6 separate regions of the Homo sapiens genome follow, and all the other regions are linked to region 1. A link is a loop called in an ENCODE intact Hi-C map of the cell type or tissue named here. Cell type or tissue: Calu3. All regions are shown on one strand. Region 1 overlaps HCRTR2 (hypocretin receptor 2). Region 2 overlaps LOC107986606 (a long non-coding RNA gene). Region 3 has its middle 100 kb from the start of HCRTR2. Region 4 overlaps LOC101927189 (a long non-coding RNA gene). Region 5 overlaps LOC107986606 (a long non-coding RNA gene). Region 6 overlaps FAM83B (family with sequence similarity 83 member B).

Region 1 (5,000 bases):
CTTCCGGAATGAGTTTTAAGCATTAAATTCATTGTAATACTTTTTATAATGTAGAACTGAGTATATTTATTTGAAGTTGGATTTTCTAGATAGAAAATAATGTTTAAAGAAGGATAAAATGTCAGTAAACTATCGCAAGAACAAAAAACCAAACACCGCATATTCTCACTCATAGGTGGGAATTGAACAATGAGAACACATGGACACAGGAAGGGGAACATCACACTCTGGGGACTGTTGTGGGGTGGGGGGAGGGGGAGGGATAGCATTGGGAGATATACATAATGCTAAATGACGAGTTAATGGGTGCAGCACACCAGCATGGCACATGTATACATATGTAACTAACCTGCACATTGTGCACATGTACTATAAAACTTAAAGTATAATAATAATAAAATAAAAAAAGAAAAGAAAACAAAAAAAAAGAAGGATAAAATGGCCAACACCATCTCAATTAAATATAAATAAGAGAACGTGAAATAAAACAACATTTCTAAATGAAAAAGAAAAAAACGCAACTGAATACATAGGGAAGAAAGCCTATATTTAACTCCTATTTTCAAAAAACCTACCTTGAAACAGGTCATGGAATGCAGTCATCCAAAATCATTACAGTATCCAGACTTAAGAACCTGGGAAGCTGACCAGGAGTATTATCTTAAAAAGGTAAAACAAACTCTCCACCAAATCCTGAGGCATTTTCCTTTTTCTTGTTTTCACTCCATCACACTGTTACGGCATTGGCCCTCCTTTCTATTGCTAGTTTTACTCCCTTGTCTTCCTGAGCCAATATGCCTGTCTCAATCTCCCATTCTCCACCTACACACCTTGGCAAAGTTGTCCCTAAATCTCCGTCTCAGAAGAACTACATGCAAACGTGCCACTTCCTTTTTTACAACGCTGACGGATGGAGGACTCTTAAGAAGTGCATCTGTGTTGTGAAATGTGCCACCCAAATGGTTATCTAATATGAATATGAATAAAACTCTTTTTTTTTTTTTTTTTTTTTTTTTTTGAGCTGGAGTCTCGCTCTTTCGTCCAGGCCGAACTGCAGTGGCACTATCTCGGCTCACTGCAAGCTCCGCCTCCCGGGTTCACGCCATTCTCCTGCCTCAGCCTCCTGAGTAGCTGGAACTACAGGCGCCCGCCACCGCGCCTGGCTAATTTTTTTGTATTTTTAGTAGAGACGGGGTTTCACGGTGTTAGCCAGGATGGTCTAGATCTTCTGACCTCGTGATCCCCCTGCCTCGGCCTCCCAAAGTGCTGGGATTAAATAAAACTTCAAAACTATTTACTGGCCGGGCGCGGTGGCTCACACCTGTAATCCCGGCACTTTGGGAGAACGAGGCGGGGGGATCACCCGCGGTCAGGTGTTCAAGACCGGCCTGGCCAACATGGCGAAACCCCATCTCTACAAAAATACAAAAATTAGCTGGGCATGGTGGTATGCGCCTGTAATCCCAGCTACTCCGGAGGCTAAGGCGGGAGAATCGCTTGAACCCGGGAGGCGGGGGTTGCAGTGAGCCGAGATCGTGCCACTGTGCTCCAGCCTGGGCGACAGAGTGAGACTCCGTCTCAAAAAAAAAAAAAAAAAAAAAAATTTACCGCCTATGCACAAACAGCAATGTATCTTAAATGTGTTTCGGGTTTTATTTCCTCAAGAAAAGAAAATATAAAAGTCTCTAATTGGACAAATATTTTCTCATTGCCACTTGCTCATTATGTTAATGTTGAGAAAAGCTCTCACTTTTGTCAACCAATGGTGCCTCTGTAGTGTTGATAACCGTTAGGTACAGTGGAGAATAATTAATATATCACAATTAATAATTTGTCTTGAAAGGGATTTAGAAAGAGTATCTTCACACACACAAATGTGCAGGGAGAAAATGCATAGAGGAATGCTATACCACTGAATCCTGTGATTATTATCTCTACAGAAATCAAATCCATAAACAAGTTCTTCAGACAGGAAAAATACAGTGAAGAAAGTGGGAAAATAGGCTTGACTTATCAGCTGTCTCTGAATGGCATGATTTCTCCCAAGGAGGGGCTCAACCACAAATTGGCACCAAGCCTTCTGGCACCAAGAGCTGCCAGAGAACAAAACAGCAGTGTTATTAATAGATCTTCACAGGCCTTTAAGGCTGGCCTGAGGAAAAGGTTAGGAAGACGGAAGGTTCCATAGTCTTAGTGTCTGCAGTTCTATTAATGACTATACCTGGTAGTTACAGTTTCACTCCAGGAAAATTTGTTTTGGAGGAAATGACAACCTTTTGGTCACCCACATCTTTTTACACTTTGTAGATAACTCATTACAAGTCCCCGTTCCCAGTGTGATGTCTTAGAAATGCATCTGGATTTTGACCCTGTTCTCAGAGTTCTACAGGGCCATAAAGTCAGTCCTTCTCTTTGACCCTTTTGCATTAATTAACATACACAAGCAACCAATCCGATCCTCCCCAAGACATTTGACTTCTGTTCATCTTACTACCTGCAATGAACTTATTTTGGGGGTCTTTTCTGTAGAAATGCTTTTCTCTTTCACCGCATATCTGTCTTTAATCCACTTGTCTTTTGTTCTTTCATTATCTTTCTTTAGTTGTTCTTATTGACTCTCACAACTTTATGTCTCATCTATAGAAGACCAACCCAATATTATAATTCAAAGTTATACCTCTAGTTCTTGGCTCTCTCTCCTACTTTGCATACCAGAATCTCTGACTACAACTGTTTTCATCTTATAGATGTTCTATCTTTCAATTAAACTCAAAGTATGAATCATAAAATGTGTGTGAGCGTGTGTGTGTGTTTCTGTGTGTGTGTATTCAGTTAAAACATTTGGATATTGTCCTACAGACTATGGAGAATTGGAAAATTACAAAATTACTGACAGATTTTAAGCAACAGAATGGCAATATCTTACTACTATTTTTCAAAGATTACTTAGGCGGAATATGTGGAAAATATATGTCTTTATGTTGCAAGCAGAGAGATTAATACTGACAGTTTTAAAATTCCAAGAAAGCAAGTTGGTAACCAAAAAATGGAAAAAGGTGAATGCCAAAAATAATAACGAGGTTGAAATATCAGGCCTTAGTGAGGGATTAGATATGAGGATGAGAGAGTAAGAAGAACTGAGGATGATTAGCAGGTATATTGCTTGACAGCTGGGGATGCTCACTGAGCTAGGGGATAAAGGATAATGAGGTAGCTTTGTAAGAGTAGATAGAAGATGAGAAATTCAACTTTGTATATGTAATTTTGAAGCACCTGTGAGTTATCCTAGTGTCAATACCCAGTTGGCATTTAGATTTATGGTTCTATACTCCAGGGGATATAATTTCTTTACATGTAAATATTTGGGATTCATCAGAATAGAAATTGTGATTAAAGCTTGTGGAGTGGATAAGATCAACCAGTGACAGAATTAGAGTAAGAAGGGAAGAACCTAAATCATCTCCAGAAAACTGTGCAGTTTCAACCACATACTCCTGGTTGAGAATATCCAGAAAGTGCCAATTGTTCTCTGAAGTACTAAATATTGTAGTACGAAAGTATACATTTGTTTTACTATTACAAAATAGTTTCTATTTCTGGTAACGGCAGATAAGCTTACTGCAGAACAAACTTCCCACCTAAAACAACCAGAAGTGTTACACATTTCTTTAAGACATTGGAAAGCTACTAAGGCAGAAGGGACATCAAAGGCCAATATCCTGGAGAAAATGCAAGAGGGAGATGCTCTGGCATTTAGCCTCTTTTCTTCTCAAAGTTTTTGGCAATTTGCAAACTCTAGCTAAGAACAGGAGAAGAGAAACAGAGAACAAAGCTGATAATATGAGATGCTGAGCCGGAAATTTAGTACCTAACCAAAAATAAGATGATAATTGGAGTTCAAGGCCTATCAAGTAGGTAAACAACCCTGGCTTTCAGCTGTAACTCCAAGTTATGAACTCTGATAGGGATAAATCTGAAGTAGACAAGCTCTCCTAAAGAATGAAGCCCAGCTTCCAAAGCCTCCAGTGACTGACGGGATAGTGGTTTTCTGTCCCAACACTAGCTGCTGGCCAAAGCAAAAGCAAATTCTCTGTGAAAGAAGATAATATTATCTAGAACATAAAATAATTTCTACAATTTTTCATAAAATATTTCAGAAATTTTAAAATGATTGAATTAATAATGTCAAGAAAGTAGATATATTATAAAGAATATAAAAAATAGAAAAATAGTCCAAGGAAATTATAGAACTTAAAAATATGTGAACTGGAAACACAACAAAGAGATTTAACAGAAAGAAAGATTAGATAAAACCATCTAATAGGATTATACAAACTAATAGAAAATATCCAAGCTAAAGAACAGAGAGGAAAAAAGGAAAATGCAGAAGAGTGTGCATAACACATGGTGAAAATTCTATTATACCTGTGATTGGATTCTCAATATGTGTGTATAGAAGTAGCATGAGACAAAAGCAATCTTTAAAAAGATATTGGCAAGGCAAATACATTATCTAAGAATTTTTCAAAACGAATTAAAGGTATATATTTGTAGATATAAGAAGTGCTATAAATTTCAACCAGGATAAATATAAGAGAAAATCACACCCACTTATATTATCATAAAACTGCTGAAAAACCAGTGACGAAAGGAAAAATCTTAAAGCAGGAAGAAAAAAATGCATCACCTCCAAGTTGTCATATTGGGATTGACAGCTAAATTCTCAAAAGTTAATATCTACAAATACTAATTCACATAAATAGTCTTTCCCTCAGTGATCAGGAGTAAGTGCACAAAGTCTTTTATGGTAATTTCTATTTAGCATTGTGCTGGAGCAAGGGTAATAAAGCAATAAAAATAAATAAAATAATGAAGTTTGGAAAGGATTAAATAAAACCTATCATTATCCACAGAGGGCATACTTATTAAGTGTGAAAGAATCTCCAGATAAACTACTAATCTTAATAAATACCTTAGTAACACTTGCTGAATATAAAACA
Region 2 (5,000 bases), 620 kb after region 1:
AATGAGAAGAGAAAAAAATGTCTAAAATATTTGTCGGACATATTAAATATATTAATGTCCTTATTTTTTAAAGAGCTCTTATAAATTAATATGTAAAATACATCGATCCAGCAAAGGTGAAGAGCAGGCAGTTCATAACAGAAAGATATTTTAAAGGTGTATAAAGTTGTCCAATTTCACTCAAAATTATTGAAATATGAATTAAAACAAAATATGTCATACTTCTATCAAATAAAAAGATGATTTTTGGCTATGTACTGTGTTGGCAAGAGTTTTGGGAGAAAGAGCTTCTCATACACTGTTATTGGCTATATTAATTTGTATTTTCCCATTGGACCACAGTTTACTGTATACACAGTGCTTTGGGAAGTACTCTCTTAAATGGGTTTTTCTTCTGCTCTCACACCACCACAATAATAATCAACACAGAAGAAGACTTCTCTGACCAAAAGTGAGGGGTTTTTAACCATACAACAAGCAGTGGACAACAGCTGGGTGTCCTCCTATTCAGTACCAATACTATATACCCAGAGACAGTGTCAGATCCCACAGGTTAATACTCAACACCATAAGATCATCCTCTCCTTCCCTGAAGTCGCAATTCCAGGCCTCTGGAACTTCTGACCAATTGGCTTCAAGTTGGCGCTCCCACGATCCCATCTTTGAGATTGATTTATTTGTTAGAGCAGCTCACAGAACTCAGGGAATCATATTTACTGGCTTACTATCAAGCATATTTTCCAAGATACAAATAAACAGCCAGATGAAGAGATACATGGGGTGAGGTCTGGGAGGATTTGTAAGTGCAGCAGCTTCTGTCCCTGTAGAGTTGGGGTGCACCAACTTCCTGGCATGTGAAAGAGTTTTTCACCTTCCTGTCATGCTCAATGTGTTCAGCTCTCCAGAAGCTCCTGGAACTCCATCCTTTGGGCCTTTTATGGAGAATTCATTGGTTGTCAATGATTAAAGCATGGACAACTATGTCAAAATGTGATTGGACAAAAAGGATGTGGCCTAAACTCAGCAAGCCTTGTCCATTCAGATTCTTCTTGATCTCTCTGTACAGCATTCCTTCCTCTGGAGTAGGGGGCAGGACCCTCTCTAGAATGAGGGTTTTATGACCTATAATTGGACTATAGTCCTATCTCGGGTGGGTAAAAGGAAGACAGAAGTTCAGAGAGAAAGCTTTTGTTTCCTCAGGCTTGCTTCTGAGCCCTAAATTTCTCCAACATTATAACCAAGATTGTGACAATGATTATGAAAGTTACGAACTAGGAACCACAGATGGAAATGAATCATAATATCACACAGGCATTAGGATTTAATGTTGAATGTTTATAAAGTGTATTTTACATATATTGCCTAAATTTATACTACCAACACCACAAGAATTAGTTATTTTATATTCTCATTTTAAAAATAAAAAACCTAGAGTTTAGAGAGATGCCTTATCCAGTCAGGTCATATAACTAGTAAGTGGCATAGCTTGGTATAGAGCCCTTAACTTTGAATTTCAAGTTCAGTTACATTTTCATTAATCAGAGTTGACTTACCTTGAAACACATGTGTTTTGTACATCAATGCATGTCACTATTTCATGCAATGAATGTAAAGATGCTACATTTTATTACCTAGATAATGTGCTGGTTTTGTCCTATTTCTAAGTTTGTAGAATTGCTGTAGAAATATTGAGAACATTCCTTTTTTTTCCTTATTAAAATCTTGAAGAGGTGCTTTTATTTTTATTTATTTTTGTCTGCTTTCAGGACATGTTTTAAAATCTATCATTTGGACAATTTGGGTTAATAATCTTTGTTTTAGTGTTTTAAAGAACAGCCTCAGTGAAAATGCTTTATTAACGTGATAAATGATAAGTTTAAATAAAATAAATGAAAAAAGAAAGTGTGGTTTTGAAATAATTTATCTGGCACAGCACCAGATTTTGAGAGAGTTAATTATTACAAGTTGCTGAACATTACTGCAATTTTCACATGGAAATATTTGCCTCTCCTATTTCCTTGTGTTATTGAAGACATATTATGAAAGCCATAATATCAGCAGCTTGCAATTTGGAACTCATTTGATTTAACTGATAAGAATCTTTTTCATTTCACAAAACATAACTTCACTCAGAAATATAAAACTGTTCTGCTGTATTAAACAGTGAATAATATCAGGATAACAATGTTAATTGGCTTTTGGACTGGGAGTATTTGAATGAACTCTCTTCTCCATCATTTTTCCATTAGATTTTGCTTGAATTACTCAAAAAACCAAGGTATTTATCCTGATTTGTAACACAATACAACATTTCTCTGATAAGTGTTTTCACATTTTTAGAAATTCTCTGCACTGTAAACAGACAGAGAAAAACAACAACTACTATAAGAAAACAAAACAAAACACTAAAGCTACTCTAGAATGCATGTTGAGCTGGATGGCCATTAAACATTTGTTCAATATTCAATGATAATCTTCATGTCAAATAGATCAGATAGGGCATTAGGTTATATTAAGATAAAAGAACACAGATGAGTTTGGGAGCCAATCCTGTTCAGACTTGAATACTGACTGCTTTTGCAGTCTCCCCTCTTGTGGCAGGATTGGGTACTGGTTAATGATGTGAATTCTGCCCTAAAGTCACCTTTCTTTGGCCACCTTCTAGCTGTGTGATTTAGTGAAGACTAACTTGCTTTCTGTACTTCAATTTTCTCATCTGTAGAATAAAAGTAACCACCTGCACACAGAGAGAGTTTTAAGAATTAAATGGGATAACCAAGAGAGTGCCTAGTCCAGTGTGTGGAACATAACAAATATTAAATAAGCATTCATTTTCTTTTTTCCCCACTCCTTTACTTCTCCTTTGCCTTCCCTCCAGCTATGAAAGTTTTCAGCTCGGAGGGGCTTGTTGTGGGCCATGCACTGTGCCTAGACTACCTCTCAGGAAGACACCTGTTGCCCCTGCTATGGTTGTGCATTGGTAGAGAGCCTTCAGCTGCCAGCCCCTCCAGCGATTGCGTTGGATACTGCCAACTGCTTTAATAAAAGTCAGACCCTTTCCCAGGGCAGTCCACTTCTAAATGACAGATCACTCCTTGCATGCAGAGGCTGGGCCATCTCTGCCCACATCCTTGTCACTCTGAAGGGTCATTCTAAATCCAGAGCTTCTCTGTGGGGTCTCTGAGGCACACTCTATGTGTGCAGGTGGTTACTTTTATTCTACAGATGAGAAAATTGAAGTCCAGAGAAGCAAGCTAGCCTTCACTAAATCACACAGCTAGAAGGTGGACAAAGAAAGGTGGCTTTAGTGCAGAATTCACATCATTAACCAGTACCCAATCCACCACAAGAGGGGAGACTGCAAAAGCAGTCAGTATTAAAACCTTGATAGGATTGGCTCCCAAACTCATCTGTGTTCTTTTATAATAAGTTTATCATAAGTTTTTTTTTAACCTAAGTTCATTAGGCCTGCATCACAACTCAATGTCTTGCTCTGTTCAATGCTGCTTTCCTCTCTCTGTTCTACAGAGACTGATCCAAAGGATACTTTGATAAACAACTTTTAGTTAAACTCCAACTCAGAGTTTGTTCTGCAGAGAACTCAAGCTGCAAACCAGCTCCTCTCTGCTTTTTAAAAGACTTTAAGGAACATTTGATTCAAAGCACAGCCAAGAGCACCCACTTTACTCCCTCATTTCACTTCCTCCACCTGTTTCACACCACTGCCAGTAATCTCTCAGCCTAGGTGAGAAAAGATCCAGCAACTAATGTAGAACACTCACTCCTGATAAAAAAAAAATCCTTAGTTTGAGTAATAATCATTTCTCTCAGGCTGAAAAGCTTCATTTCAAGCAGGCTGGACTGTTAATTCTATAGGTAAGACCCAAAAAGATTGTGAAACAGTGATATTAAAATCTAATTTACCTCAGTGTTATATTCTATACAGAACTAGGCTGAGATTTTTTAACAGCATAGTCTTATTTGGACAAAACAAAACATTCAATACCAGTGTTCTGCCATCAATAGTTTCTACTGCTATTACCAACGAAAGCAACAATGGCAATAATAATTCCTAAAATTTTGTATACCATATTACATTTAAAAAATCCAATATGTAATAAAGAAATAAGAAGGTTAACAGTATTACTTAGTTACTATATATAAAGAAAATGAGGCCCAAACTGCTTAACAGTTCATGAAAGTTCACAGAACTAATTGGTGGAATTGAGGCTGAATTCAGACTTCTGACATTAGACTTGATGGTTTTTCTCCTACATTGTGATTAAACCCCATATCACTTACAAAAATCAAGTCTGTTTGGGAACATGAATACAAATAAATAGTGTTAATTTTTTCATATTGGATTACTGGAAAAATGTATATTAATAGAAATACTTGTCCATAGAACACAGCTTTGCAGCATATTCATCCCAAAGAGCTGAACTTGCCTGCGCACAGCAACAAACAAATTACTTTACTAATACACATACACTGACAATAGTTATGAACTCCAGTTACTAACACAGGCAATATCACAAAGACGGATAATGTGGCTTTCCCAAGGATAAATATGAAATCGGTGGGGCATGTGCTAGGGCCATAGTTTGGGAAAAGTCTACTTGTGTGTTCTAAATAGACTTTCCCAGGGAGTAAATGGAAGCTTGGAATTAGAAACTGGGTTTCTTCGTTCCACCATGTGTTGACCTCTGGATACAGAACCAAAGGAAGCTACATAGTGATTTGAACAGCAAGTGCCCTATAGAGTGTTCTATATTTAGAAATCACACTGAATACATTGGCAGAATTATAATAGCATGATGTACTTTGTGGCATTACTTTGCTGAGAGGAGTCTAATGATTGTTTTGTTGACATATATCAGATATCTCAACTGACATATGTCAAATGTTAATCACAAAAACATGAAACAATTTCATTTTATTCACTTAATCATTTTGATTGTCATTTTCTCAACATTATCAATTAGCATGCATGTTGTTTG
Region 3 (5,000 bases), 170 kb after region 1:
TGTTGAAGGTAACAATTTGAGAGCAGAATGAATGAAGGTGCCTAGGAAGATATGTATGTGTGCATCACGGCAAGTGCCTTGTATTTGCTGGCACATGCTACAAAAATAAGCTTTGCTATGCCGTGATATGTTGTAGGTCACATTTCTTTTCAGTGTTGACTTCAATTATTTTTATTAAAATGCTGATTAAAAAATTACATATAACCTGCTTATCCTTATATGTCCTACATAATATAAAACCAAATAATTGAGGAATTAACATAAAATGAAAATAACTATTGAACTAAGTTCTCTGTTAATGAAGTCACTACATGATATAACTACCATGTAATATAAAAATTAAAAATACAATGTCCAAATCTTAAGTTTTTTTCTGATTATCTTTTAAATATGGGTTATTATTATAATTTTGACAAATTAGAAAGTTAATCCTTTTAAATTTTGTGTTGTGAAAGCTAGTAATAGTTCAAGAACTAATAAAAGGATATTTTTCTAAAGAAAACACAATCAAATAAAATAATTTCTGCCACTGAATGTGCTAAAAGAAATTAAGATCACTATAAAACAGTAGCTGATAGATTTTTTTCCTGAAGTAGAGATTTTTCCTTATTGTATATTTATTTGTATCAAACGTTACTGTTTTTAAAGTAAGATTGAATTAATTTAAAAATATGATTGAATCTTTGTTGAAATTTGCCTCAGAAATTCAAAGAAGTAGAATTAAAAGTCACAATTTTCTTTTTAGTTTGAGATATTAGAATACGACTTTAAATTGAATCTAGAGGTCTAGTTTAAGTACTTTTGGAGACCTCATCATGTCCACTGAATTATAATAAATACTGCCCTCATGGCTAAAACTCTGTCCCAAGTCATGAAGAAAAATAGGAAAAAAGTATCTTTCACCAATTATTACTCACAGGGAATTGGTCTTTACCCAAATCATTTTACTTCCTTAGAATTTTTCTTTTCTCACCCTATCTCTTGCCAAAATGTTATACTTCAAGACAAAGATTGTGCCCCAACCCCCGCAAATAACTTAATATTCTTTGTATTTCCTAATAAAAATAATAAAACTTGAAAAACAAAGAATGTGCCAAATTAAACAATATAAGACAATTTAGGTGTGCAAATCTCACGTGGTTAGGATATTTTTCCAAGCACAATTTTACTATATTCATTATGCTTTATTCTGATTTATAATAATTCATCTTACCTCTATTACTGAGACACTGGCATAGGTTTTAAGGAGCAAAGTAGATCCTTATACATATAACAACTTGTCTTTTTTTACAGGAGTGTAAAAATTAAAGTGTAGTTCAGAGACCTGTTTTTCAGGAAATCCACAGGTCAAAAATATTTTAATAATCAAAAAAGGTGTTATCTGTGTTTTTTGCTCTCAAACTTTCTTTATTATACAGTGTAGTTTTCCACAAGCTACATGGTGTGTGTTTTCTTAAAAGAAGAAATGGTGAAGCAGATTAGAAAAAATCAACTGTTATGTATTAAGCCAGGTGTCAAGGAGATTTACATAAATGTAAAATGATGCCACTCTTCCCACTCAAGTTTTTATTTGGGAAATATAGTTACTGCTCAAAAAGTTATGTTATTTATGTAAACATAATGGATTTATTATTGTCTTTCCTGAGTGAACAAACATATAACTATTTTTAAAGTATCTTAATTTATTAATAATTTTCATTATGGTAAATACCAATGTATTTAACCCACATAATCATAGAGTCTTTGGGGTCTTCAATAATTTTAAAGAATAAGAAGTTCCGGGAAGTCTCCAAATCAAGAAATTTGAGAACTGCTGCCGTAGAGGCATTTCAGGTAAGGCTTCCCTGGCTTGTGCATTCTACTTTACCCTCCTAGGTTTAGGTTGCATTTTCAATCTTCTTGTGATGCTTTAAGAAGCATGATTATTCTATAAAGTCGGTAAGTCTTACTCACTGGCTCTGGGTTAAACCACTTTTGTTACCAATTTGACTAGTTTAGATATATTTTTGGTTAGGCACCTAGGCTTTAAGTCTCAGAAGGTTAAGTAAATCTGTTGACATCTCTAAGACACAATATATTATCCATAAAGCAACTAGAGTAGTACTGTTAAAAAATGAAACAGGTCATATCTTTCTTTTGTCCAGAACCCTGCTTTAGAATCAAATGCAAAATGTCTACAATGACCACAAGAGCCCTACATGCACTGGTTCTAATGACCTCTCTGAAAACTTCTCTTACCACTCACAACCTTTACCACTCCTTCTCCATCTACAATGCCTTCTCCTCTGTTGTGTCTTGAACATGCCAGGCTTGCTGTCACCTCAGGGCCTTTGTTCCTGCTCTTCTTTGTCTAGAATGGTCTTTCACAAGGTAGCCACATGGCTGGCTCCTCACTTCCTCAAATGTTTATTCAAAAGTCACTTTCTTAAAGAGATCTTCCCTACATACCCCATCACAAATTTTAACCTCCAAGACATTTTATACTCCTTTCTCTTTTTTATTTTGTTCTTGTTAGCAGTTATCTCTATCTAATATCAAATGCATTTTTATTTATTTTATTGTTAAAGTTCCATGATATAAAAAAATTTTTGTTTTGTCCACAATAATTTTTAAATATATATCATCTTTTACTGTTTATTATTACCGTGGTTATTTCTTGATATTAACTAGATCCAAAACAAAGCTGTTAAAGAACAAGGCTGTTCGTAACCAGCAGATGGCAGTACAGATGGAGGGTTGAGAGGCAGCTGGAGAAAAGACAAATAGGAATAGAACAGAAGTTCTGAAAAAAGTCCAAGAGTCTGGGTCCTGCACTTAGTCTAAGAAGAGACTGTGGTGTGCTCATTGGAACGTGGAGAAGGGAAGGAATGCCAAGAAGACTCCAGGAGTCCAGTCCAGAGAAGGCACTGGGTTGCCCTTCAGGCCCTTTAAAAAGCAATGTCTTGATTTCTTTTTTAGATAGTTTATTTTTAGTGTATAGGAATGCTATTCCAAAAATAAAATAAAATAAAATAAAATAAAATAAAATATTTAGGAATAAATTTAACCATAGAGATAAAATATATGTACACAGAAAACTATAAAACATTGATGAAAATATTGAAGTCACAAGTAAGCAGAAAGATATCCCGTGTTCATGGATTGGAAGACATTTCAATATTGTTAAAATGTTCATTCTACCCAAAGTGACCAACAGATTCAATGCAGTCTCTACCAAAATTTCAATGACATTTTTCACAGTAATAGAAAAGACAATCTTAAAATTCACTACATACAGAACCACAAAAGACTCTGACTAGCCAAAGCAACCCTGAATGAAAAGAGCAAAGCTGGAGGCATCATAGTACCTAATTTCAAACTCTACTACAAAGCAATAGTAATCAAAACAGTGTGGCACTGCCATAAAAAGAGACATGTAGGTCAATGAAACAAAATAGAGAGGTCAGAAATAAACCCAGGTATGTACAGTCCATTAATTTTAAACAAGGGCAGCAAGAAGATGCTATGGAGAAAGGATAGTCTTTTCAATAAATGGCATAGGAAAAAATGGATATCCACAGCAAAAGAATAAAATTGAACCCTTATCTTTTAAAAAATCAACTGGAAATGTGTTAAAGACTTCAACATTAGATCTGAAACTGTATCTTCTGAAAGAAAAATAGCATAAGAGAAAAGCTTCTTGACATTGGTCTGGGCAATGATTTTTCAGATATGACACCAAAAGCACAGGTAAGAAAAGCAAAAATAAACAAATAGGACTACATCAAAAAAAAAAGAAAGAAAGAAAGAAAGAAAAAGCTTCTCCAGGGCAAATGAAACACTAAACAAAATGAAATGGCTTGTGTTGGGAAACAAATATTTGTGAACCATATATCTGATAAGGGGTTAACATAAGAATATGTAAAGAACTCACACAGCTCAATAGCATATAATAGGAATAACTATAACAATAACCTCATTAAAAATGAGCAGAGGACCTGAATAGACATTTTTCCAAAGAAGACATAGAAATGAGCAACAGGTATTATATAAAAATGTGCTCAACATCACTATCATTAGAGAAACGCAAATAAAAACCACAACAAGATATCATCTCACACCTGTCAGGATGGCTTTTATCGAAAAGACAAGAAATAACAAGTGTTGGTGAGGGCATCAAGGAAAAGAAACCCTTGTACACTGTTGGTGGGGAATTCAATTTGTGCAACTATTATGGAAAAAAGTATGGAAATCCTAAAGAAATTAAACATGAAACTACCATATGACCCAGTAATTCCTCTTCTAGGTATATACTCAAAGGAGTAAAGGCACCGCCTAGTAAAGATATTTGCTTTTCCATATTAGTTACAGCAATTATTCACAATAGTCAAGATCTGAAAACAACTGAAGTATCTGTTGACAGATTAATGAATTAAAAATTTATGTATATACAATTGAATATTATTCAGCCTTAAAAAAGAGGACCTTGCCACTTGTAACAACATGGATGAACCTAGAGGATATTATGCTAAGTAAAATAAGCCAAAGACAGAAAAAAAATAATTCATGTTCTTGCTAATATGTGGAATCTTAAAAAATAATTGAAGACATAGAAACAGAGAATAGAATGGTGGTTAACGGGGGTGGGTTGGAGCAAGGGAGAAATGGGAAAATACAGGTCAAAGAATACAAACTTGCAGTTATGTAGGATGAATATATTTAGAGATCTAATGTACAATTTGAGGACTATAGTTAAAAATATTGCATTATATACTGACAATTTTCCAAAAGAGTAGGTTTTAGATACACTGGCCACAAAAAAGTAATTATATGATGATAGATATGTTAATTTGTTTGCCTGTAGTGATCACTTCATTATGTGTATGTATATCAGGATAAGTATATCAAAACATCATGTCGTGCACCTTAAATGTATGCAGTAAAAATAATTGAATAAAGGCAAAATCTTGGAGCAGAAATTTCAGAAATCTAAAGTTCCCTTGAAGAAATGTAAGCTGCTG
Region 4 (5,000 bases), 1.3 Mb after region 1:
CTTACTGAGTAAAACCTAAACAATATTTTTATGACAAAAGTATATCTATATATTATTAATAGGATTGGTTAAACCTAAAAATGAAGACCAACTCTGTTTCATAATGTTTTCTTATTTTTTTAAGGTGTCTACTTTCACAAAATTTTCAGAATTCATATATTTGGTTTTTCATCGTTCTCCAATACGGAAAACTGACTCACGTTTCAATCTTCTTAAATGTAACTTTCTTTCTTCTAGAAGATGGTCCTAATAAGAATGCTTCTTGAAATATAGACAAGAATAAGATGTTATCTTAGCTCTAACACTCAGGCAAAATCCAGCCCCTGTGAGATCCAGGATATCATCCCTCAGTCTCATATTAAAAAACAGTTCTAAATCTGGCTTGGCCTGAATCGTTGCTTTGTGTGTCTGTATCTTTTAAATTATAAGCTTTCCAGATTTTATGTAACCCAACGTGTTGCATATGAATATTGCTTTCTATTACATCTAGCATGTGTTCAACCTCAGTACTCAAATTAAATTGACCACCACCATGGATCAGTCACTCATTAACTCTGCTCATTACCTCTGCAGCACCTTCAAGGAGAGATCACTTATTCCTTCAGATTTTTTTTTCCCTGATCCAGTTCATTAGATTCCATACTACCTACAACCTACCCAATTAGGTAATTAAAGGGTGAAGTCCAGATACACGTCTGGAAACATTTCTGGGGCAACAGAGTAGAGGCTGGTGCCCTAGGGATGAGCGCCCTACACTCTCTTCTCCACTCTATGCATCCCTCTCCTTCTCCCCCACAACACCACCCCTCATACCCCATGCAAGAAATCCCAAGAGAGGAAACCTTGACCACACCCACAACAAGGGCAAGGCAACGTTTTGGTATTTTGAGACTAGCTAGGAAGGTTGATGGAACTGCAAAACATAATTAGATACATGGGAAAACATTCAGGGCAATTATTAATTAAACAGGAACTGAGTGTGAAAACCTTCAAAACAAGAGTTTTTGGAGCCTCATAAATCAAGAAATCAGGAAACTTTTCTTCCCATTGTAAAAAGTGGTTAAGTGGGCTATGTTAAGAGTCAACTTACTACATAACTAACTACTTTTATAGTATTAATACTAGATAATTTTTCTTTCCTGAGACTAAAAAACTTGTAATCTTTTCCTCTCTTATATAAAAATTATTGAAAAGGTAAGTTATCTGAAAAGGCTTTTAGGCATTTACTTTAAGGGTCCAATTATTTCTTTTTTTCTACTCTTTTCCAAGCAGAAAAGATAGATTGATTGTTGCAGAGTTTCCTAAAAGCAGATACTAAGATAGATTTTGGATCAACACCTGTGAATGGCAGCAAACAAAGATGGATTTGGCAAAGGAAAAAGAAGGATTGCCATGCAGGCCCAACAAGCCTGAACCAACCCAACTGGGAGCTCAGAAGTGTAGGATCCAACAGAGATGGCCCCTTTAGGCAGAAGTGGCTGGGCCGCTATCCCTCTCTCCATCTCAGTTAATGGAGGTGGGCTGCTCAGGCTGAGGGCGAAAGGACAGGCGTCTCTCTGCAGCTGAGGCAGACACAGAAGGCTATGAAGACTATGGGTTGCCTGATGCCTGCACCCCCCACAGCTGGCCAGCAAGCCCATCCTTGAAGCAGAATCCAGCAACACACCTTCTTGTCTACAGCAGTGGTATTAACCGACTAGACTAGGGTGCTACTTAGTTGCCTCTCTTAAAGGCACTTGCAGGCTCTGATTTATAGAGACATGTCTTTTAACAAAAAACATTTAACATTTGTAAACCAATTTTTAAAACCCAGGGAAAGTAATTCGTGGGGAGGCCTGCCTTGAGCTTGTCCGCATGTTTGTTAAGCCTAGTTTCGTCAGCCAAGGTTGGCAAGCATTTACTCTGGAAAAACTACCATCACATCTGTTCCTTACCCTAAAGCTCTGCAGCTTGCTCGGGTGTGGTGATCCCCATAGCAAATGGCAGAAATCATCTGGAGGAGTGACCATCTTTAAACATCTTCAAGAACTACAGAAACACAAACCAGAGTGATTTCTGGCTTGCTTGTCAGCCCCTGGGCACAGACCAACATGGACAAGTGCTTTCCGGTTGATTATGTAAACAAGCTCCATAGGCCCCTCTCAAACATCGCTGCCACTGCTGCCTAAGGAGAAACAACACTGCGAGGCGACATGCATAACAACCCCTCCTCAATCAAGCTGTCCCTAGGAGTTTCTTTCTTTCTCTAGCATAATCATAGTTCTCATCCAGCTACGGCAGGCACTTTGCTATGTTGCCATGGGGATTACACTGAAGATAATCACTTGTGAACATTTGCAGATCCAGACAGCCCACTAGGGCCTGATGTTGCTTTGCCCCGTCAATCTGAATATGCTCATTAAAGACTCAGCCACTTGGCTCTTGATTTTAGTCCTAATGCTGACCCTCTTCCTCACAGCCATGAGTCTTTGAACAAATCTTTTCTGAACCTGTTTCCTCAGCTGAAAATGGGGTGGGAGAATGTGTGGTTGGTACAGATGATGACTAACTCCAAAATTAATTCCAGGTGCTATGATACTGCTGCACTCATCCAAAGGGACACTTCTCTATCATGACTCAATTACCATGCAATTAAAAAAATTTCAAAGTACCTATTAAATGATGCCCAGATGCCCAGCAATAATAAAATTATATCCCAATCCAATAGCTGGGTTTTTAACAAGAGAATAATCCGTATACAACTCAGGTTGTGGGGTGGTATGAGGTTGAGATAGCCTACTTTCTTTTTAAATCAACCCAGAGTTTGCTTAAAACAAACAAGAACTTAACTTAGGTTATTTGAAAGTTCATTCAAAAAAGCAAACTCCGATGAAGAAAAACCACAATGAAACTATTCTCAGCTCTTCTTCTGAGGTGAGACTGACACCTGCTGGCCTCCTTCTCCTGTGCAGACACCCTTTGGATAGAATACACTTTTGCAAGATTCTAATCCTATTTATGCAAATGTATCTAGAATTACAGTTATTTGAAAAGAAATGCATGAGCGCATTTATACAGGAGAGGTACTAAGAGCAAGATACAATAATATTTCAGTTATATGTTTGGAGACTAGGAGGAAGGCAGTGTGATGTGGTCCCTAGCTGGCTGCAGGTTCCAATCCCAGTTCTACAACTCTCATTTGAGGATTAGGATTGAGAAAATCACAGGTCAACAATAAATACCTTTCTCTTTCTCTCTCTCTCTTAAATCTCTCTCTCTCTCTCTCTCTCTCTCACACACACACACACACACACAATGATTCAAAGATTCTTTAAGAAATTTGTTTCAAATTTTCACCATCATTTATAAAGCTCTTTAATCTGTTAGTGATAATTACGTGTTTATAGAAATCAAGGTGACAGACAATATAAGAGAAAATGAAAGAGAGAAACCAAAAATAAAGAAAATAAAGGGAGAGAGAAAAAGATGAAGATAGAGTCAGAGGTAGATATGGAAAAAGAGGCAAAACGTGAAGTGGCAGATCCAGGCATAAAGAAACAAATGCCTCAGAAGACAGAGACAGAGAAATCTTGAGTAAGGAAGCAACATAGAAGATTGTTGACTTCCCCCAAACTAAAACTACTTGATAAAGTAGAGGAAAAATGATCCAAGAGCATTTAAGTTGTTTGTTGGCTGACATTTCATTTAGCTGGCTGGTCTCCTAAGCTGCCAATTTTCTCCTTGTGACTCTGTGGTAAGAAAGATCGTGCACAGTTCCTATGGTTCCTCCACAAAGCAGCAGAACATTCTCTGTAATATTCTCTGCAATGAAGAGCACATTTCTGAGGCAACACTAAGAAGTCAAGAGTTTCATTTAAAAGGGGGCTTCTTAAAGTAAGAAGTCCCTTTGGATGTATGCAGCAGTATCATAGCACCTGGAATTTTGGAGTTAGCACTGAACACTTCATTTTCTTCTAATCGGTTTCATAGCACTGGGGTGATTATACTTGGGGAAGCAGGAGGGGTGAGATGTAAATGCAGCCAAGGCATGTATATGATGTCTAGGTGGCTCCACCCTAAATGAACCCCAGGATAGCAATAGAGAAAGCACAACATATTCAGCTGAAATTAAAAATGAATCAGAATTAATCTAGATATGCTGAAAACTAGAATGATATATGCTTCTTCTGCTATAATTTTTCTGCTTTTTGTTTGGAGTAGAAGTCAGATTTATCCTCTCTGAATCTCTGATTCATTATCCATAATGCGCGGACACCAGCAACCTACCCTATTTACCCTGAAGGATTATGAACATCAAATGAAATAATGTCTGTGAAAACACTGTAAAATTTTCCAGGACTGAAAAATTGTGGACTCATAAAAAAAAATTCTTTCTGGATAGGTGGCAGAGTAAACAGCCTTGGAGAACAGAAAGATGCTAAGCCAAAGCCATCTCCAAGCAGAAAAACCATTCCCAACAGGACCATGCCCTCCCACTAGGCATTTGGCCAAAAACTCTCAGAAGCCATGGTACGGAGGCTTAGGGACAGGGTTAGCCAATGGGAATATTAGGCACACAAAAGTTCCGTTTCTGCCTCTCAGAGTTGATTTAAACAGATGTTCTATCCATTCTTCATTTGAACAAGCTGTTATCAAGTTGGTTTCAAATTACTAGGGAAGAAAAACTGAATACACCCTTCCATCCCTCGAATTGCAGATTAGAAGTGGCTATATAGGCGCTGCTGGAGAAGAACAAAATGAAGCTTCTCCTATGAGTAGGTTCCAACCTTGGTCTTAGCTGTCACTCACCAACCCTTGGTTTTGTGTGTGTGACTCACAGAATGAGGATCCTGGGCAGGGGTGCATTTTTCCCAGGTCCCAGGCACCCCTGGCTCTCAAATGAACATTTGATTCCACAGAGTCAGACAATGACCACACAGAGGAAATGAATCACAGTCATGTCATCACTTATATGCTTTTCCAGTTATTTGGGATAATTATACTCTGACGCATGATTGAGT
Region 5 (5,000 bases), 540 kb after region 1:
TTTGCTCCTAGGGTCTCTCCTACAAAGCCTAACAAGTTATACTTTTAAATAAAGAGAGTACTCTCCCTAAAAGATATTCTGGTGTCAAGGACAAAATTACCTACCTTTCCCCATCTATAAGATTTAAAAATTACACTTCATTCAGGTAATTTTTTAGGTGTTTTTTAAATATAGTATACTTTCTCATATTTAATCCATAGAGCATGCATGCTCATCTTTCAGCTTCAAAAGCAGAAACCATGATTCTTAGGATCACTAAAAGGAAAGTAACACTTCTTTTCTCCTATTAAAATGCTTAAAAATTATATTTTACTTTGGAATAATTTTAATTAACAGAAAAGCTGCAGCGATGTTAGAGTTCATATATACTCTTTGACTGGCTTCTTTTAATGCTAACGTCTCGCCTGGCCATGGCATATTTGTCAAAACTAAGAAAGCAACATTATTACAATATATTAACTAAACGAGACCAGCCTGACCAACATGGTGAAACCCTGTCTCTACTAAAAACACAAAAATTAGCTGGGCATGGTGGGGCGCGCCTATAATCCCAGCTACTCAGGAGGCTGAGGCAGAAGAATCGCTTGAACCCAGGAGGGGGAGGTTGCAGTGAGCCGAGATCATGCCATTGCACTCCAGCCTGGGTGACAGAGTGAGACTCTGTCTCAAAACAACAACAACAAAAACAGATTTTAATTGGATTATATCTATTTTTTTCCACTCATATCTTTGATCTGTTCCAGGATCCAATCCAGGATACCACATTGCTTTTAGAGAGTTATTTTTAAGGAAGTAGCTGACTCATGAAAGCTACATCAGCATAGGATTTTTAAAATGAAGTTAATCATTATTTCTGCCTTATGACGGAAATGATTTTCACCAGCACTCATGTGTAGCATTGACAATATTAGGGTGTGTGGTTACTCTGAGATAATGACCCCTCCCTTCTCTCAGGTGCAATGATTCTGGGCAGGCAACAGCATCACCCTTCCTCTGAGCAAATTATTTAGTTAAGCCACACATCAGCCCTCAAGTAGTTACAGGCTTTACGGTAAAGAATTTTGAATTATGTATCATAGCTTAGAAGATAAATATTATGTGAGATCTAATTCTCACATAAGTCATAATAACTTGATATTCTTTTTAAAAACATACTTCAAGAGCAGATCTTTTGTTTTCTGAATACTGGATACAAAATTTGGCATATGGCTTAAAATATATATATTATTAAGGCAATATATCATGTTAAAGCCTTTATGTTATGCATTATGTGCCTGGTGTCAAATTAGCCAGAATTCAAAGTGAAACAAAACAAAACTTTCTTCTAAAAACCTGGAAAACAAAACAAAACAAAGCCAGTTCTGTAGTTAGAAACACTTGTAAAGCGTTTGGTTAAAATATGAACCTACTCAAAGATCTAATATATTAATGTAAACAATATACCTAAAAAAGTAAATATAGTTTGCTGTGTTTTCCTAACATAAATTGACCAGAGAACTGTTTTTCTATAATCACACCTATTAACTTCTCACAGAAATAAAACTTGAGAAATGTTGGACAATATATTTACTTATTGACTCCAAATTGAACAGAAATTTAGAATTGTGTTAGTTCAAACTTCTACTACTATAGGATTCTTTCACAGGAGTTTAATCAGCTTCTGCTTTTAAAGGCACGTAGACACATGCCCTTCCACAGCTAAAAAGTTCTCATTAGAAGAAAGAAAGCATGTTTTTTATTATGTGCCTGAATTAACCTTCTTTTAACATTCTTCAATCATTCCAAAGTCACTCCTCTAAGGAAACGTAGAACCTTTCACATAATGGCAACTCAAGACTTTATTTGAGGTTGATACTTTGAGAATTTATAATAATTTTTTCCTGGGCTGATAGCAAAACCTCTAGTGCTGCTGAATGTGGCTTTAGTCACATGCTTGCTTGCTTTTTTGGAAGATTTTTTTTTAAGAGGGTGGAATGATGAAGTAAGGACGCCCTAAGCATGAGAATGTAGGCAGGTATAGCAGGTTTGACAGCTGTCTCACTCATTCTGAGTTGAGCAAAGGAAATTCCTACCCTGCCCACGTCTGATAGAATCACAGCTTTGGGGAGACAGTTCAGAGGTCTTTTTGTCTTTGAAAAAAGTCCCCTGCTATTCACTGAGGGGAAACCCACAGCAAAATGCTGATACTCTGTCTCAGCAGAATAATCATCTGCCTCGGGGAATCCTAGAGGGAGATTCAAAAGCTGTGATGGCATAGCATTTTAAGAACATATTTGACTAAAAGAAAGAATTTCCTTACTTATCATGGACTCTGAATACTTTCTGAATATCTTTCTGAGGCTGAAATATTTATTTTTATTTTTCACTTTGATAATATTTCAAAGATTCCCTTGAAAATTAAAATCTCAGTGCCAATCTCACTTTAGAATCATTTTTTCTCTACAATATGATGAAATCATAAATTAGAAAAAAAATACAATGCGCATATAGATATGTGTGTCATATAAGCAGATGTGGATGAAAGTGCTATTTATTTAGAATCTATACAACTTTGGCAACATCTACAAATGCCTAAGAGAGAAAATCTGAGGTTACAATCATGGTATTATGTTTCTAGAGATACTGTAAAGTTAAGCACTGGATTGTGTGACTCTGAAGAAGCGGTAGGGAGACATAAGAACAGCAAGATCTAGAGCCCAAAACGGTGGGAAGTCTGTATCATCCATCCACAATCACTCCCTCGATAAGGCAAAACAGACAGGAACGACTTCCTCTACCTGCCACACTCCAACCCGCTCAGGCTCTCTGTTTTCTTTTCTAACTTCTTCTTCCAAATTTCCCTTGATATTTATTGTAACTGTTTCATTTTATAAAAATTTCAGTTGGGTGCAAACAAGGAGAAGCCACATGTAATAATCTGCCCCATGCCCACACCTGTGTAGAAAGAGGAACTGTCAGTCTCTGGAAGCTAGGGATAATTGAAGAACCAATAGGTCACAGTCTTAGCTGGCTGCTCAGCTCACCTTTGCAAGACTTTCCTGGGTCCTCCAGGACTCCTTGTCCAATTTTATTCTTCATTTGGTTGCTCTAAACCCTTATCTATTCCTAAAATCTTATACCTTACATCCACCCACTTACCAGAGAAGCTGACTGAACATTTTAACAACAATAAAAAAAAAAAAACTCACAAAGACTATTAGTAGTAGTTTCTGTCTGTGTCCCTTTTTCCTATCTCCACACACCTATATCCATAGTCATTCTTTTCTCTCCAAAGGACATGGATATCCCTCTTTTATGGGAATATTCCTCTGGTTGTCCCATAGAACCTTTGGCCATTATTTGTCTTCCACTCCCTCCATGACCTCGTGTCCCTAAAATTTTATTATTTCTCCATTGAAGCTTTCTTCTAAAGTTTGCTCTATCCTAAAGTGAAAAAAAATTTTCCCTCAACATTGCTTCTCTCTCTAAACCACTATCCTGTCTCTTTCTGCCGTTTTAAAAGTGTACCCTCATCATTCTGTTTTCATTGTTTTCAACATCTGCTTGCTCCCTTCCCACTGCAATTTGGCTTGCATTGTCAACACTTCACGAAATCTGCTCTCTCCAAAACGCCAATGCCCTCTAATGGTCAAATTCAATAGAGTCTACTTTTACCCACATTTCAGAGCAATTGACAGATGAGAACATTTATTTCTTGAAAAGCCATTTCTTTTTTGTTGTCCAAAAAACTGCTCTCAAATATTTCCCCTTTCAATCTACCTGTGGACTTCTCAGATTCTACTACCAGCTCTGGCCTTATGGACTTTAATTTGTGGATTCCCTATGGCTGATTTTATTTTTACATTCACAACATATCCTTGATAAGTGAGCTCATGTACTCCTATGCAGTAGTTAGCAATGTTCATCTGCAAGGAAAAAGACCTAACAAAGTTCAGGAGCTTGGCTAAGTAGGGGTTTACTTCTTCTCATGCAACAAGACTAAATCAGATAGGTAGTTGCTGGTGTTCCTTAGAGATCTGAGGTGTCAAAGTGAATTTCTCTCCTTTAGCCAAGATGACTGGTGCATGTTGGCCACCCCTTCCACAGTCCAGGCAAAAAGATGTATAAATAAGCCAAAGTGGAAAAGAGGATAGAGCCTTAAATATGACAGCAGACTTTCTCAAAAATCCCCATTAGAGTTCTATTTATGTTTCATTGACCATAATTGTGTTGCTGGCCACATCTAGATGCAAGGGAGTTTGGGAAAGTGACATTGCAAAAATGATGTGGAAATGTATATGGAGTTAATCAACCTAGAGTATATTTAATAACTTCACCATCCTTAAGAATGCAATAGAAATGATACTGGCTGTGTAAAACATTACTTGATCCCTTATGTGAAAAAACTTAGCACTCTGTCGCCCAAGCTGGAATGGAGTGGTGTGATCTTCGCTCACAGAAACCTCTGTCTCCTGGGTGCAAGCGATTCTCCTGCCTCAGCCTCCTGAATAGCTGGTATTACAGGCACCCCCCACCATGCCTGGCTAATTTTTGTATTTTTAGTAGAGATGGGGTTTCACCATGTTGGAAATCTCTTAGCACTTTGGGTATATTTCTTTTAGAGCATGTATTATATTGCTGTAGTTTTTGTTCTTTGTCTATCATCATGGCCCTTACTCTCAACCTCCCAATCAGATTATAATCTCTTTGATTGCAAACAAATCAGTAGATTTGTGACTTATCAGTGCCTAGTACAATAAAAAGTATATCTGTAATTTATATATTATATATATAATTTTTAAAGTAAAATTGAATATTCAATGACAAATATCTAAATTCTAATTATAGTTATTGATCTTAATTATTACTATCTTGATTATTCTGATGTAGATAATATTTTAACTTGAAACTGAAGCAAAGCATAAATCATTTAATACTTTACTACTGGCCCTTCTTAACTCTCAATTTAGTGTTAGTGTAATATTTCAGCAAGCTCAGGTTTATGTCTTTTTTAATGTTCA
Region 6 (5,000 bases), 360 kb after region 1:
AACTTTGGGGCCTCTGACACCAACCTCAAATGACAATACCATCACTCCAACTGCTCAGGCAAAAAATGTTGAAGTCGTCTTATGTTGTTCAACCTATTTCACATCCCATGTTTCACTACCTTCAAAATATACCTAAAAACTAGCCATTGCTGCCACCACCTGACCATCTAAGATACCATCACCCCACACCTGAATTATTTTAGTAATATCTGATATGCTCATTCTTAGTCCCCTACAGTCAATTTTCAATATTACAGCCAGAAGTATACTGTTAAAATATAGCAGGTTTAAAATTGATGTCTCTCTTTTGCTCAAAATTCTCCTGTAGATTCCTGATTTACAGGAATCATAGCCAAGTTCCTTAAAATGGCCAGTGGGGATCCCCAAGATCTAGCCTCCATGTTTCCTCTCTGATGCATCTTCTACTCATCTCCTCTTTGCTGTCGGGTCCAACAACTGGTCTCTGCTCTTCTTCTAAAAAACAAGAAAGCTTCCCCTATGTCTCCTGTGTTCTGCCCACAAATACATGCATGGCTTATTCCTTCTTTTCTCAAATCTTGGCTGAAATGTCACTTTGTTAAGGCCTACTCCGAGCACCCTATTTAAAATTGCAAACTACCTTCCACCACCACTCTCAGCTCCCTTTACTCAACCATATTTGTGTTTTGCTTCTTCCTGCTAGCACTCCTTATTTATTAGTTGATTAACCCCATTTGTAGGTAAACTTCATTCAAGGGTACGCAGGGTTTCTTTGGTACTTTAATCACCTATGTATTCTCAGAACTTAGAATAGTATCTGATACATCATTGGCACTAAAAAAATAACTGCTAAATGAATAAATGGCCTGCAATACCTTTAACCTATAAGGTTGGCCAAAGACTTACTGATTTCCCTCATAGCTGAACCCAGCAGAGGCCAAAGGACAACTTCATTACCTGATTCTCCTTTTCTTCCTGCTTCAAATTTACCTTACCTTTGAACTCAGAAACGCATTTCCTTTCAGTGCCTCCTGGCCTGGTCTACATTCTGGGTACTAGCACCTCATCTACTTATCATTAACTTTTGTCAGTTCCAGGTGAGTGACTTCTGACTTCTAATAACAACCACATGATACTTTTTACCTGACTCATTTAGAAATCAATGCTTCCACATCTACACCCACTGATCTCAATCTTAGACCCTCTCAACCAGGTCTTCAAACACCTCCGATTAGGAATATGTAATCTTTACCACTTTCTAGTTATGAGCATTTTGGTTTCATTCTGCTTCATTACCGCTGACCAACCTACCACGTGAACGCAGTATTTTTCATCAGTAAAATGTGGATAAAAGGACACACTTCACAAGGTTACTATGAAGGTCAACTTAAGATAATGCATGTAAAGTGCTTAGCACAGTGCCTAACATGTAAGTGCTCAATACATGTTACCTGATATTGTTACTAAATTGCATAATATAAATTCATTACTCAAAATCAGATGTGAGTTCCAGTCCTTAGGATAAAAGTCGCCCAACTTTTTACAAGATAATTTGAAGAGTGACTAGTTAAATAAATCAATAATTGATATAAAAATATATGCCACATGATGGATCTGTAGCAACTATAAGACAGCAGGCAGAATCCTTAAAATGCAAAATGTCAGTGTGTCAAAATGTCAGCACTCATCATCTCAAAAAGGCTCCCATGGCAAACCTTCATGACTTTTTACATCTCATTGAGAGGACAGACAAGTAAAGTAATATCCCCTTATTTTCATGAAAGTTAACTTTTGATAAGATGCCTCAATGTGTACCTAAGGTCCTAAGCTTATCACCTCTATAACAAATGCCTAAAGAATGCCTTAAGTCTGGTCAAGTTATCTCTTCTTCCATGTTCCTTTCATTCCCTATTGGACTACCATCTGCCCTTTCTCCTTTGCAGAGTTTTTGCAGTTATTTTTGTGGCTTAGCCCTGAAGGCATCTGAGTGTGTAAAACTGCTAATTTCTACCCCTCTGGAATTTAGGTGTTTAGGCATTAGGAATTCTCAGTATTTTATGACAAGGTTTTATGATGACAATTAGCTTTGCCATTCCAACAAACTACTAAAGGTGTATCATCAGAAAATATTACACATTTCAATAAGTAACTGTTTGGTTTTTATTTTAAACCAGAGACAGGAAAGAATGAGTAAACATAAACAATCACAAAAAATAAACATTCTACTTCAGAGATCCCCAAATATATAGAACTACATTTTGTACCATAGTCAGTAACACTACCTCAAAGCTCAGAGGACTATACACACCATGTGCAGTACCTACAAAAATTGTTTCTCACTGCTTATTTTATATATATATATTTAAAGAGAGAGAGAGAGAATTTAAAAATACTAAAGAGTAATAGCTGACTAAAGGAAATAGTCTCAAAAACATTTCTCCCAATCAAATAAATTATATGCACTCCAGCAGGGTGCGGTGGCTCATGTCTGTAATTCGAGCAATTTGAGAGGCTGAGGCGGGTGGATCACCTGAGGTCAGGAGACCAGCCTGGCCAACATGACGAAACCCTGTCTCTACTGAAAATACAAAAATGAGCCGGGCGTGGTGATGGGTGCCTATAATCCCAGATACTAGGGAGGCTGAGGCAGGAGAATCGCTTGAACCTGGGGGGACAGAGGTTGCAGTGAGCCGAGATTGTGACATTTCACTCCAGCCTGGGCAAAAGAACAAAACTCTGTCTCAAAAAAAAAAAAAACAAAAACATATATATATATATATATATATATATATATATATATATATATGCACTCCTAAATAACTTGCATTTTAAATTATTTCTTTCCAACTATTAATAGAGGTATTGGTTAGTATTAGCAATGCAAAGACTCTGATAAACTTACTGACACCCATAAGTAACTGTATTTTTTCTTTTTAAAGCTAAATTCTTTTCTCAGTTGTCAATTTTTAAATAAAGTCTCTTAAAAATACAAGTCACTGAGGATCCTTAGACTTTACCTGATAATACACTGCAGAGTAAAACATCTGAAATTTCTAAGTTACTGACGACTTTGGTGTGCAACCAAGTTGGAAGTCTCATATAACAATTTCATTTTCATTTTTTCATACTTTTTTAATTTTTTGCTTCAACAAACATAAAATAGATATAGAATGTGTTGTCTCTCTGTATAGCACCACGAGTTTGTTAAAGACAGAGTACTGCCATACAGACACAGCAATTGTTGGCAGGATGAAGTCAGTGCAATTTTAACCAGATCTTTTTCTTTCTCTCTCCTTCCCTCCTCTCCTGTCTCTTTCCCACCTTCTTTTCTCTCCCTTTCTTCCACCTTCCCTCTTCCCCTCCACCTCTTCTTCCCCACCTTCTTTTCTCTCCCTTTCTTCCACCTTCCCTCTTCCCCTCCGTCTCTTCTTCCCTCTCTCTTTCCGTCCTTCTCCTCTCATGCCCTGTCTCTCAAACATACACACTCAAACATAAATATATATTAACATGTAATGCATTTTATTCACAGAAGAAATGTTCAACTTAATGTCCCAGGATAGTAATGTCATTAAATTTGACTAAGCAAAATATTATTTCCAAGAAGAAATCAATTTTGACTCAAATTCAAAGAATGACAAAATTCACGGTGAGAGTTGGGACAGGGATAGGGTAGAGAGGAAATTCTTAATAAAAATTAGGAACATCAGGACAGAGACCATTCTAGTCTAATGAAGGCACAGATAAACATATAAATAACACTTAGCTGGGCAGGACATGGTTGCAAAGGGATGCGGATGAAAGTAACATATCACGACACAATAAAAATCATTTCTATCACGAACTAATTCAACAAGGAATATAACATATCAAAATAATCTTAAGTTGGTAAGCAGTATTAGAGATTTGGATAGGAACACCAGATTTAAAAAATGTGAAAACATTTTTGCTTCATATCTTTTCCTAAATAAATGAAGAAACTTGAGGAGGTACAATGACTTGTTTAATGCCACGCTAGTTAGAGTCCTGGTGACAAAGTCTCTATTCTAGTTCTACTTTTATAATATCAGCTCACTCCCAAGAAGATTCCCCATCACCTGTTCATCTTCCTCTTTGCATCTGTGGGGCCAACTGATGGTTAATATTTCTCTATATTACTAATACCTCCCAAGGCCATAACAGACACACCCAGGAACTCAGTAAGTGACTCAGTAAAGAACCAAGCCCTGAACTCAGGTAATGTGGTATAGAGCGCATCAGGAATTACTCTGTCCTAATTCTCACTAGACTTTTGCTTATGTGTCTTGATCCCATATTTCACAAGAGTAAGATTCACATCTCACAAAAAAAGCTAGCCTAGAATTAGGAAACAGAGATGCAAATAACATTGTGGTTAAACATTCAGATATTCAAGACTCTCAGAAGTTATAACTTTGTAAATACGTACCACTGAGTGGCTAGGAAAAAAAAACTTTAATGAAAGAAGACTTTTTTAAGTAATTAGAGGGGATGTTTTCATAAGAGGAGTTCACAGTAATTAGGAATATGTGCATATATCATCTTGGGAACACTTCTTGACAGACAAATAATTACCTGGGAAAAGTCTGGCTAGACACTATCAGACTTTGCAAAGTAAAGTCTGACCTAAATGTAATTATGTCAATCACAAAGTGAAAAATAGAAAGGGTTTCAAAAAAAGAATCAGTAAATTAAAATATGTCCCTTTAGGGCACAAGTAAGATATTATCTACAATTGAATTTTCCCAAAGGAAAGTTCTCAAACAAAATAAGCAAACATACAAAAGAAAGAAATAAAACAAAACAAATAAACAAAAAATATCTAATCAATTTCTAAGTGATAATTAGCAAAAATAAAATTAATAAGTAAAAAAGTATAGATTTTTGAAATACTATAAAGATCACATTCTGCTTATAAAAGCAAAATGATCAAGAGCTCATTTAACTATATAACTTAAGCTAGAAATGAGAGCATATAAATTACTGAAATTCAAAAACAAACACAA

What was found. A loop is a pair of places that touch in the nucleus more often than their neighbours do. Peaks named below come from ENCODE experiments on the same cell type or tissue, not always from the same donor. Only the 100,000 strongest peaks of a DNase experiment are listed, where the experiment ranks them.
Region 2: it touches region 1 in a loop (4-fold over the local background); 2 of 110 quality-filtered maps call a loop at or near these places.
Region 3: it touches region 1 in a loop (4-fold over the local background); 6 of 110 quality-filtered maps call a loop at or near these places.
Region 4: a loop joins it to region 1, with 13 times the contacts of the local background. A loop is called at or near these places in 59 of 110 quality-filtered maps.
Region 5: it touches region 1 in a loop (8-fold over the local background); 7 of 110 quality-filtered maps call a loop at or near these places.
Region 6: it touches region 1 in a loop (4-fold over the local background); 3 of 110 quality-filtered maps call a loop at or near these places.

What each region holds. Positions count from the first base shown.
Region 1 is chr6:55,236,376-55,241,375 of GRCh38, reverse strand. All of the region lies in intron 1 of HCRTR2 (hypocretin receptor 2), which reads right to left. Among named protein-coding and RNA genes, the nearest start is that of HCRTR2, 64 kb to the right of the region's middle. In Calu3, no CTCF peak of the experiment used is centred here; a DNase peak (open chromatin) is centred at 2,075.
Region 2 is chr6:54,619,072-54,624,071 of GRCh38, reverse strand. It overlaps LOC107986606 (a long non-coding RNA gene), which reads left to right. Exons shown (of 3, transcript XR_001744176.3): 3 at 1-1,733. Among named protein-coding and RNA genes, the nearest start is that of FAM83B, 230 kb to the left of the region's middle. In Calu3, a CTCF peak has its summit at 2,592 (motif pointing left); a DNase peak (open chromatin) is centred at 2,601.
Region 3 is chr6:55,067,079-55,072,078 of GRCh38, reverse strand. No RefSeq gene overlaps it. Among named protein-coding and RNA genes, the nearest start is that of HCRTR2, 100 kb to the left of the region's middle. In Calu3, a CTCF peak has its summit at 2,724 (motif pointing right); a DNase peak (open chromatin) is centred at 2,718.
Region 4 is chr6:53,984,277-53,989,276 of GRCh38, reverse strand. All of the region lies in intron 2 of LOC101927189 (a long non-coding RNA gene), which reads right to left. Among named protein-coding and RNA genes, the nearest start is that of MLIP-IT1, 12 kb to the left of the region's middle. RefSeq lists an enhancer at 4,451-5,000. In Calu3, a CTCF peak has its summit at 2,949 (motif pointing left); DNase peaks (open chromatin) are centred at 2,936 and 4,846.
Region 5 is chr6:54,696,239-54,701,238 of GRCh38, reverse strand. The region is part of intron 1 of LOC107986606 (a long non-coding RNA gene); the gene reads left to right. Among named protein-coding and RNA genes, the nearest start is that of FAM83B, 150 kb to the left of the region's middle. In Calu3, no CTCF peak of the experiment used is centred here; DNase peaks (open chromatin) are centred at 2,038 and 3,578.
Region 6 is chr6:54,874,064-54,879,063 of GRCh38, reverse strand. All of the region lies in intron 2 of FAM83B (family with sequence similarity 83 member B), which reads right to left. Among named protein-coding and RNA genes, the nearest start is that of FAM83B, 30 kb to the right of the region's middle. In Calu3, no CTCF peak of the experiment used is centred here; DNase peaks (open chromatin) are centred at 123 and 2,493.